Linked DNA regions of Homo sapiens: region 2 is linked to region 1. The links are chromatin loops, found by intact Hi-C in ENCODE. Cell type or tissue: PC-3. All regions are shown on one strand. Links, peaks and the distances in the headings refer to the core of each region. The heading gives the core; the rest is flanking DNA.

What was found. Hi-C counts contacts between places; a loop is a spot of excess contacts. Peaks named below come from ENCODE experiments on the same cell type or tissue, not always from the same donor. Only the 100,000 strongest peaks of a DNase experiment are listed, where the experiment ranks them.
Region 2: a loop joins it to region 1, with 12 times the contacts of the local background. A loop is called at or near these places in 5 of 110 quality-filtered maps.

What each region holds. Positions count from the first base shown.
Region 1 is chr4:72,565,790-72,570,095 of GRCh38, reverse strand. It overlaps ADAMTS3 (ADAM metallopeptidase with thrombospondin type 1 motif 3), which reads left to right and starts at 875. Exons shown (of 22, transcript NM_014243.3): 1 at 875-1,402; 2 at 2,695-2,722. The coding sequence starts at 1,334. In PC-3, for the core only: a CTCF peak has its summit at 2,190; a DNase peak (open chromatin) is centred at 2,025; H3K4me3 peaks cover 2,018 bases; H3K27ac peaks cover 1,329 bases.
Region 2 is chr4:72,317,841-72,322,146 of GRCh38, reverse strand. It overlaps ADAMTS3 (ADAM metallopeptidase with thrombospondin type 1 motif 3), which reads left to right. Exons shown (of 22, transcript NM_014243.3): 7 at 1,277-1,433; 8 at 2,184-2,289; 9 at 2,672-2,815; 10 at 3,443-3,575. Among named protein-coding and RNA genes, the nearest start is that of ADAMTS3, 250 kb to the left of the region's middle. In PC-3, for the core only: no CTCF peak of the experiment used is centred there; DNase peaks (open chromatin) are centred at 2,306 and 3,196; H3K4me3 peaks cover 1,572 bases; H3K27ac peaks cover 2,367 bases.

The DNA.
Region 1 (4,306 bases), core at 1,244-3,743:
CTATTTCCTTTTCCTCCTGTCTGCTTTCTGGAAAGCACCCACAGGTGTCTACGCCTGGGAGGTGGGCCTGGGCTAGGATTCCAGCAAACTCTCAGGTTGGTGTCATTTCCCCTCAGGAAGCGCCAGGCCACAGCGGGCAGAAATCATTTGATAACTTAATCTGGGTGTGAGGAAGAGTCGCTGAGGCCTGTGTACTCTAGTGATAAACGGAAGCATCCGGGTGAGTCAAGGAAAGGACGTGGTATCTTTTAAAACTAATATAAACGAATAAAGCCTAAACAAGAGCTTACAAAGAAGGACACCCCCTGCCAAAACGTGGGAGGTGACTGGTGCCTGGAAGGGAGATCACCGCGTGGTTAAGATCTGGAGGTTCCAGGGCTTCTCTTCGGGGAGAATTCTCTGGCTGGGAGAACAGTGGAGGTTGGAGGAGGTGAATTTCCTACAGCCCAGGACCAGCCCTCGGACCCTCCCCCTTCCTATAATTAACTCAACGCGCGTCCCGCCAGTCGGGACCGGTGGCGCCCCTGGACCCTCCCCTCCTCTCGCCCTAGGCGGAGAAGGAGAGGCTCCAGGGTGGGAGGTCGAGCCCGGGCCACACCAGCCCCCGAGCGGTCTCCAATCCTGACACGGTGCGGGGGGCGCGGGTTCGGGCCCCGCATGACGTGGGCGCCACGGCGGGAGGGGCAGTCCGGGGAGCTCCGGACGCCTTATTAGCGCCCCGCGGGTCGCCAGCAGCCAGCAGACTGCCGCGCTGCGAGCAACAGGAGCCGGCGAGCGGCCCACTCCTCCCACCTCCTCCGCCTGCCTTCTCCTCCTCCCCTTCGCTCCTCCCGCCCCCACCTCTGCGTGTGCGGCGGAGTCGCCCTCTCCCTGCCTCTTTCTCCCGCTCCCGCTCGCTCGTCTCTCTCGCTAATACTTCCCCCTGCTGTGCTCCGGGGAACCCAAGCATTCTCCGCGCTAACCTTAGGGACCAATGGTGCTCGAAAAGCCTCGAAAAAGCTGCTTTGGGCAGAGATAGTTGGAAAGCCCCTCGTCCCTTCCCCCTCTCCCAGGCTTAGCCTGTGCCCGCTTACAGCACCTTCTCGCTCCTGCACACTCTGTGTTGGGAGGACGGGGTGAGAAGGTGAAGTGGAAAAAACTGCAGAGCAGAGGGGGCCAGTCTCAGAGCTCAAATTTCATTTTCATTGAAGCAAAGCACAGAAGATCATTTTTTTCTATTTCGCATTTTTTCCCTTTTCCTTTTTTTCTTAAAGAAACTTATTTTGGGCGGGGGGGGTGGGTTTGCTCTGGGCATTTGCTTTGCCCAGTAGTTGGAAAGTGAACTCGACTCGTGATGGTTCTCCTGTCACTTTGGTTGATAGCAGCCGCTCTGGTAGAGGTTAGGACTTCAGCTGATGGACAAGTAAGTGGAAAATAATAACAATAAAAAAAAACTCAAACCCAACCTTTTCCCGAAAAGTTCCTCCCCTCTCTACCCTCCTCTCTTTCCTCCTTCTCCTCCCACCCTTCCCTGTTATCTTTTGCGTTCAGAAACGGTGTTTTGAGGGCTGGGCGCAGCGTGCGGGCTTTTGGGGGTAGAGGGTTGAGTTGCACGGGAGGTTACGACTCCCACTCCGGGAGCCCAGTCTTGTCACACCTAGGGCTTCACCAGTCTGCGACATTCGTAACAATTCCTAGTGACAAACCGCAGCCAGTTCCCATCCTCGCCGGGCCATCTGGGCTTCCCCTTTCTGGAGGGCGGTCTGGGCGCTTGAATGAAGTTCTGGACGCTGGGTCCGGGATCCCAGCGCTCTGGCTGCTGCCGCCAGAGTCGGGTTCCTGGAGCTTTCTCTCCTCCGAACTGACTCACGGTTTTTTCGGGCAGCCGGAGGCGGGGGTTTCAGGAAGTCCTTGGGCCGGACAGGGAGAGATCCAGTAGACACGTGTCCTGGGAGTACCACGGCCGGGCTAGGATTTGACAGTTGGGGAGGGGGGCTGGAGACGTTTCCTGCCCTCCGTTTTCCTGGGCAGAGGCTGCAGGCGCCGGCCGCCTTCTCCCCTCCCCCTCTGCACAACTCCTCCTCTTTTTAAAGCTAAGTTGAGTGCAGCTCTGTTTCTTTTCGGCCCTGCCCCCAACCCTTTGGAGGCTCAAGGTGAAGCCCGATGCTCTCAGAAGAGTCCTTGAGAAGGCTCCGCCAGGGGAGCTGTTTGTAGTAAATCATATCAGCACTGGGCCGATGGGACTTTGGGTACAGAATTTCTCTGTTAGTTTTTGTAGCTTCTCCGGTCGGCCTGGTCTGAACGACCATAGGGTAAAAAGTAGAGAATTGTCTAGTTGATTCCTGACCTTAAATCTGATTAATCAGGCCCCCTGTTAGGTGTATTTTGGCCTGTTAAATTCATACTTTCTTTTCTAATCCAGACCCAGTACGACATTTCAGAAGAGAGCATTGAGAGTCTGTATGTATTTTTGCTGGCTTCATAAGTGTTAAATTAAAATGAAAAGGGGCAAACAACTCCCTTCCCCAAATTGTTATGGAATTGGCTCATGGAACCTTCTACAAACCAAGGTGCAGGCTTTAGGCACCAATCCCAGTCTCTAGCATCTCCTGATTAGTTAGCTCTTGGAAACCATTAATGGTAGAAATAAAACTCACAAGGTGATAAGATGAAACCCAGTAACTTTCTTTTTCTTGCTTTCCCCCTCCTTTCCAGGCTGGTAATGAAGAAATGGTGCAAATAGGTAAGCTTTGTTCTCAGATGTCACTCTTATCTTAAGTTGAAAGTAAGGGAATGAAGTGAGCTAAGCAAAATATTGTTTCTGAAATGTTTCCCACTGGTGGTTAAAAAAAATAATCTGTAGTCCGGAAACATTTCTGTTCTTCTCTTCCTCTTTCTGGAGGAAGGTCCCACTTTCCTGGGGCTAAATTATAGTGAGGTAAAAATTCTCCTGCAGTTGGACATTTCAAGCATCAGTTTATTACTGTCTTTGTACAAGCCACTGATATGTACTTGGAAGATGATGGAGGGGCTGTAAGATGATATGGAGATGAATGAAATAAAATCATCAACTTCTGTAGCATTTAGGAGGAGCACATTTGAGTACAACAGAAGGCAAGAATGCTACATAGAAGAGAACAATGAAGTACAGAGCATGGAAATTTTTCTCTTACAATCTTTCCTGCTTTGGGTAAATCCTCTGATGACTTCTGTTATTCAATCTGCTTTAAAATAATTATCTCCTAATGTGAAAGATACTGTTAGGCCTTTTGCTAATATCTAAAATCCCAGTACTCTTCTGATGGTGTGGAGATTCTTACTCCCATTTTATGGGTGAGGAGACTGAGATTCAGAGAGTGTAAGTGACTTGCAACAGGTCACTCAGAAGTCCATGGTCTTTCTTGAAGCTGTTTAGAATAATGTATTTGTTGTGAATGCGGAGGCTGAAAGTCATCTGGCAAGAAGCCAGGCTACATTCAAAGTCTTTTCATACACATTTTACTTGGATTACTTTAAAAGATAATTTTTCTTTTTGGCAGAGTATTAGTCTCTGTCAATTCTGTATTTGTCAGGTGATATTGTAAAGCTGTCTTTTAGAAGAAAAGTTTTTATAACTGCTGCTGCAAACATAGTTACAAGTCATTGGCCGTTTATTAAATGCCAGGCACAGTGTTGATTGTTTCATGTGTTATGTCAACTGATTCCCACAGCCACACTGTGAGGTGGGGATACTATTGTGCCTATGTTAGAGATGAGGAAAATGAAGCTTGAGAGGTTGCATAGCTACCTGTTATAGTACACAGTGGAGATTCACACTTGTTAACTAAGAAACCCAAGAGCTAAGCCCAGAGGTGTGTATATGTAGCCTGTAATATATGAGCATATATCAAAATGCTCCTTCCTACTCAGTGCTTAGCATTGTTGGATGTATTTCCCAAGCTTAGACCTCGACGGCAAGAGGAGAACAGTGGGGAGGAAAGGCACTGAGAACTGCCCTAAAAGTACAGTGTTTATGATCAGATACTTGTCATTCGTAGTTGATAACATTCAGCCATCAATCCTTATCTTTTTAAAGAATTTTTTTTAACCAACTCTTAAGTAGGGAGAAGAAAGTTGTCTTATTTTTAATTACTTAAATATTTGATTACTTACACGTCCCAACTTTTCAATATGCAAATTAAAAAGATGTCTTAAGATCACCCATTCCACCAAAAAATTTCATAAAATATATAGCTTTGATTAGAATTTTAAGATAGAATTAGGATGCTCTCATATAAGAGGCCCTGGATTGAACCGAAGTTTGGTTCAGTTGTTTTGCTAATGTAAA
Region 2 (4,306 bases), core at 833-3,332, 250 kb after region 1:
CAGCCTCCAATTGGTTGTTAAAGCATTTGTTTGGAAAAGTATGTGATCCGTATATTAAAAAAGGAAACTGATTTTATTAAGAATGTAAACACTGGTAATAACATTTGCTGAACTATAACAAAATTCGCCTGTCAGTCAAATAGGGACTAATTTTTGGTTCCAAGTTCAAATTTTCATTTCATCAGAACTACTCTGAGAAGTGTGGCTAGTGAGTTCTTGAAGGTTGGGCCCTTTTCCCCCCTGAACTTTTAACTCCTGACCCTAATGTGATGGTAGCAACATTCAAAGAACTTATTTTCTTATATCAGAACTGGAAGAGTCCACCCCTCTTCAGTAGCATGAAGTTAAAAAAAAAATGGGAGTTTTTGTTTTTGTTTTTTAGTGTAAAGTTAATATAATTTGATGGTTCTCCATAGACTAAGATTTCATCAGCCTTGTCAACTCATGGAAGAATTCATATTCTCCCCACATGTTGATTAATTCTGGATCGTAAAAAATAAACAAAAATCTTAACTAAGATTTTATACCTTCACATCTCTGGAAAAACATGCCAGAATCTTTCTCAATGTTTTTGTTCTTAATTCTATGAAACTGAAATCTAAGCCAAATCAGAAATTATTTAGACTACTAAAATTATTACCTAAATGATTAATGTTAAGTTGCCTCACAATAGCAAATCTCAGTATCAAACATTCCCATGCTTTGGGAGGCTGAGGCAGGAAGATCATTTGAGGTCAGGAGTTTGTGACCAGCCTGGCCAACATGGTGAAACCCCATCTCTACTAAAAATACAAAAAAAAACAAAAAAAAAGCCAGGAATGGTGGTGGGCGCCTGTAATCCCAGCTACTCAGGAGGCTGAGGCATGAGAATTGCTTGAACCCGAGAGGCAGAGGTTGCAGTGAGTCCAGATGGTGCCACTGCACTTCAGCCTGGGTGAGAGAGTGAGATTCTGTCTCAAACAAAACAAAACCATTCTCATAAATGGTATAATTTGACTTTCCCACAGGTAAAATTGTGAGATTCTGTCTCAAATATAACAAAACCATTCTCATAAATGGTATCATTTGACTTTCACACAGGTAAAATTGATTATTATTAAAATATCCTTCATGGGCATTTAGAAGTCACAAATCAAAGCAAATATCAGAATAAGCCCCAAATATTATTGAATCATTGTTTAAATACTTTAATCCCAAATTCAGCTTCAGAGGAAATTATCAAACGAAGCCTTTGGGAAATTGTCAGGTGTGTCTTTAACATATTGTTTTCACTTAGTCCATCAGCCTCATAGAAAGGGGAAACCCATCCAGAAGCTTGGAGAATGTGTGTCGCTGGGCGTCCCAACAGCAAAGATCTGATCTCAACCACTCTGAACACCATGACCATGCAATTTTTTTAACCAGGCAAGACTTTGGACCTGCTGGAATGCAAGGTATTGCTGTCAATATGTAGAAGAAATACTTGAGGGCATGACTTTTAAAAAGTAATCCTAAATCAGGCAGTCTGTTCAAATGTTCTGCTCTCCACCACTGCTTTCCACCACACACCGGCCAAGCATACATTTTCTTTCTTTTGCTTACAGTGACTTATGTGGAGTTCTCAATGTTAAATGCCACTTAAATACCATCGTAAATTATACTTGCTTTTAAAATAGTGATTGTGCATTTGGGGCATGGAGGGGGTGCTGTAAAATGCAGTGTGATTTCCACTAACTGTTTGGAATGAGAAAAGAGATGCCATGAGAAATGACTGCTGCCAAAGAGCTTTCTTCCAAAGTCAGCTTACATTTATCTAATAAATTCTGATGTGGACTTTGGAAGAAGGAGACTGATGATTTTCTTTTTAACATTGATGGAATTTCTGGCTTCCTTCATCAGTACCACGATATGAAGGACCATTTACTAAAACAGAAAGGCAGGGCTTAGCTGGTGGGCAGAAGAAAATGGTAACCCCAGGCCATTCCTTCCCTTAGGAAAGGAGAAAATGCAGACCCAGTGAACCTTTTTAGAGAACATTACCTGTGGCTTTCCCAAGAGAATGTGACACAATGCTAGTAGGGAAATAATGCTACCCCTGTTTCCTGAAAGGCTTTTACTTTTTTCCCCCTAGGCAAAAGTCCAGTTGTAATTCTTAATGGGTTTTCTCATAAAATGAAAATAAAAGTAATTGTTATTCTCTACAGGATATGCTCCAGTCACCGGCATGTGTCATCCAGTGAGAAGTTGTACCCTGAATCATGAGGATGGTTTTTCATCTGCTTTTGTAGTAGCCCATGAAACGGGCCATGTGTAAGTCACTGCTGACAGCTATAAAGCCAAAAAAAGATCTTTTCTTTCCTGCTTCTCCCAGTATTGTTTCCTCTTTGGGCAGAATGCATGCCAGCATACAATTCTTGTCTTTTGCCAAGTGTGAAGAGCTGCAAACAGAGAAGAGGTCATGCACGGAAACTAAATGAGTGACTGGCTTGCAGAGGCACTCCTGTGGTTTTCAGAGCTATAGAATAAGAAAGGCATTTCTGTCAGATTGCTGTCAATTTCCGTTTCTGTGACTTCTTCAAGAAAGCCACGTTGACTCAAAAATACGTTATTTCCCAGGGCTTATTTTCAAAACCAAAATTAAGTGAAGGCAGTAGCCCCTGATTCTTACCACTGAGGTCTCTTTGTGTTCTAGGTTGGGAATGGAGCATGATGGACAAGGCAACAGGTGTGGTGATGAGACTGCTATGGGAAGTGTCATGGCTCCCTTGGTACAAGCAGCATTCCATCGTTACCACTGGTCCCGATGCAGTGGTCAAGAACTGAAAAGATATATCCAGTATGTCCCCTGCTGCATGTCATGAAAGTATTTATTTTATAGCCTACAGACATGAAACTGACTCTTAGGACTTGATCATAGCAAAATTCCCAGTAAATGAAAACTATTACTGATAAACATTTTCTTATGACTTAGAACATTCAGCACAAAAATTTTATCATGGAGTCACAATACTTGAAGCCATAAGTCTAGAATATAAGTAAACTTTTAACTGTAATGTAATTTTCCTTTAGTAAATTGTTATCGAATCTTTGATTAATGGTCAAACTTGAGGATGGGGGGAGGATGGTCATGTGGTTTCTGCATATGATACGAGCTGTGCTCTACAGTATAGGTGTCAGGATGTGCCCTACCACACCATGTGGTGGTTTAATTAGTGACTCAAATAATCGTGGCTCTACTACATTCCTAAGTCATGCTTGGTTTACTTTCCTGGCATGAATACAGGTAAAGAGTCTTTTTCTAAATGGAACCAAAACCAAAACCTTAAATACATGTTTTTGCAAATTTGCTGTATGATCTGGGATGAAATTCTAAAGTATATAAGCTAAGACTACTTTTTTTTAAATCAGGACATGATTTTTTTAAGTGAACATTTAACTACATGCAATATTTTTCTTCCTACAGTTCCTATGACTGTCTCCTTGATGACCCTTTTGATCATGATTGGCCTAAACTCCCAGAACTTCCTGGAATCAATTATTCTATGGATGAGCAATGTCGTTTTGATTTTGGTGTTGGCTATAAAATGTGCACCGCGGTATGTTGCTCACAGTTGATGTAGATTTTGCAGCTCGAAATCTATTTGTGTAGCTCCTGCTTGGTGAGATTTACAGACTCACTGGTGCAAGTATAATAATATCTAGCAGTTATTTTGTGTTCATTGTGTTGCTGTGTGCTACAGCTAAATGCTTTAAATATATTGTCTTAATTAATTCTCATGACAGACTAGCAGAGAGCTGATGTACTTTTATTTTACAGAAGATAAAGCCAAGACTTAGAGATTAAGCAACTTGCTTAAGGCACACAGCTGGTAAACAGGGGAACTGGACTTTGAAACCAAGGCTGCCAGGCTCAAATCTTCATGTTCTTTGCATCCCCTGCTTTTTGTGACCTTCAGAGAAGATGACTGTTAAGCCTTAGATTTATTGCTTTTCTTTAGCTTGATGGCAGGATTCCATGTATGTGTGACCATAGGGAAGGATTGTGCTGGTATAGTCTAGTAAAAGAATCATATGGCATACCATGGGGGTCAGGACAGTGGGTCAGGTCCTGGATCTAACGCTTTCTTTTTTTTTTTTTTGAGACGGAGTCTCACTCTGTCGCCCAGGCTGGAGTGCAGTGGTGCAATCTCAGCTCACTGCAACCTCCGCCTCCTGAGTTCAAGCAATTCTCCCGCCTCAGCCTCCCGAGTAGCTGGGATTACAGGCATGCACCACCACCGCCAGCTAATTTTTTTGTATTTTTAGTAGAGACGGGGTTTTACCATAT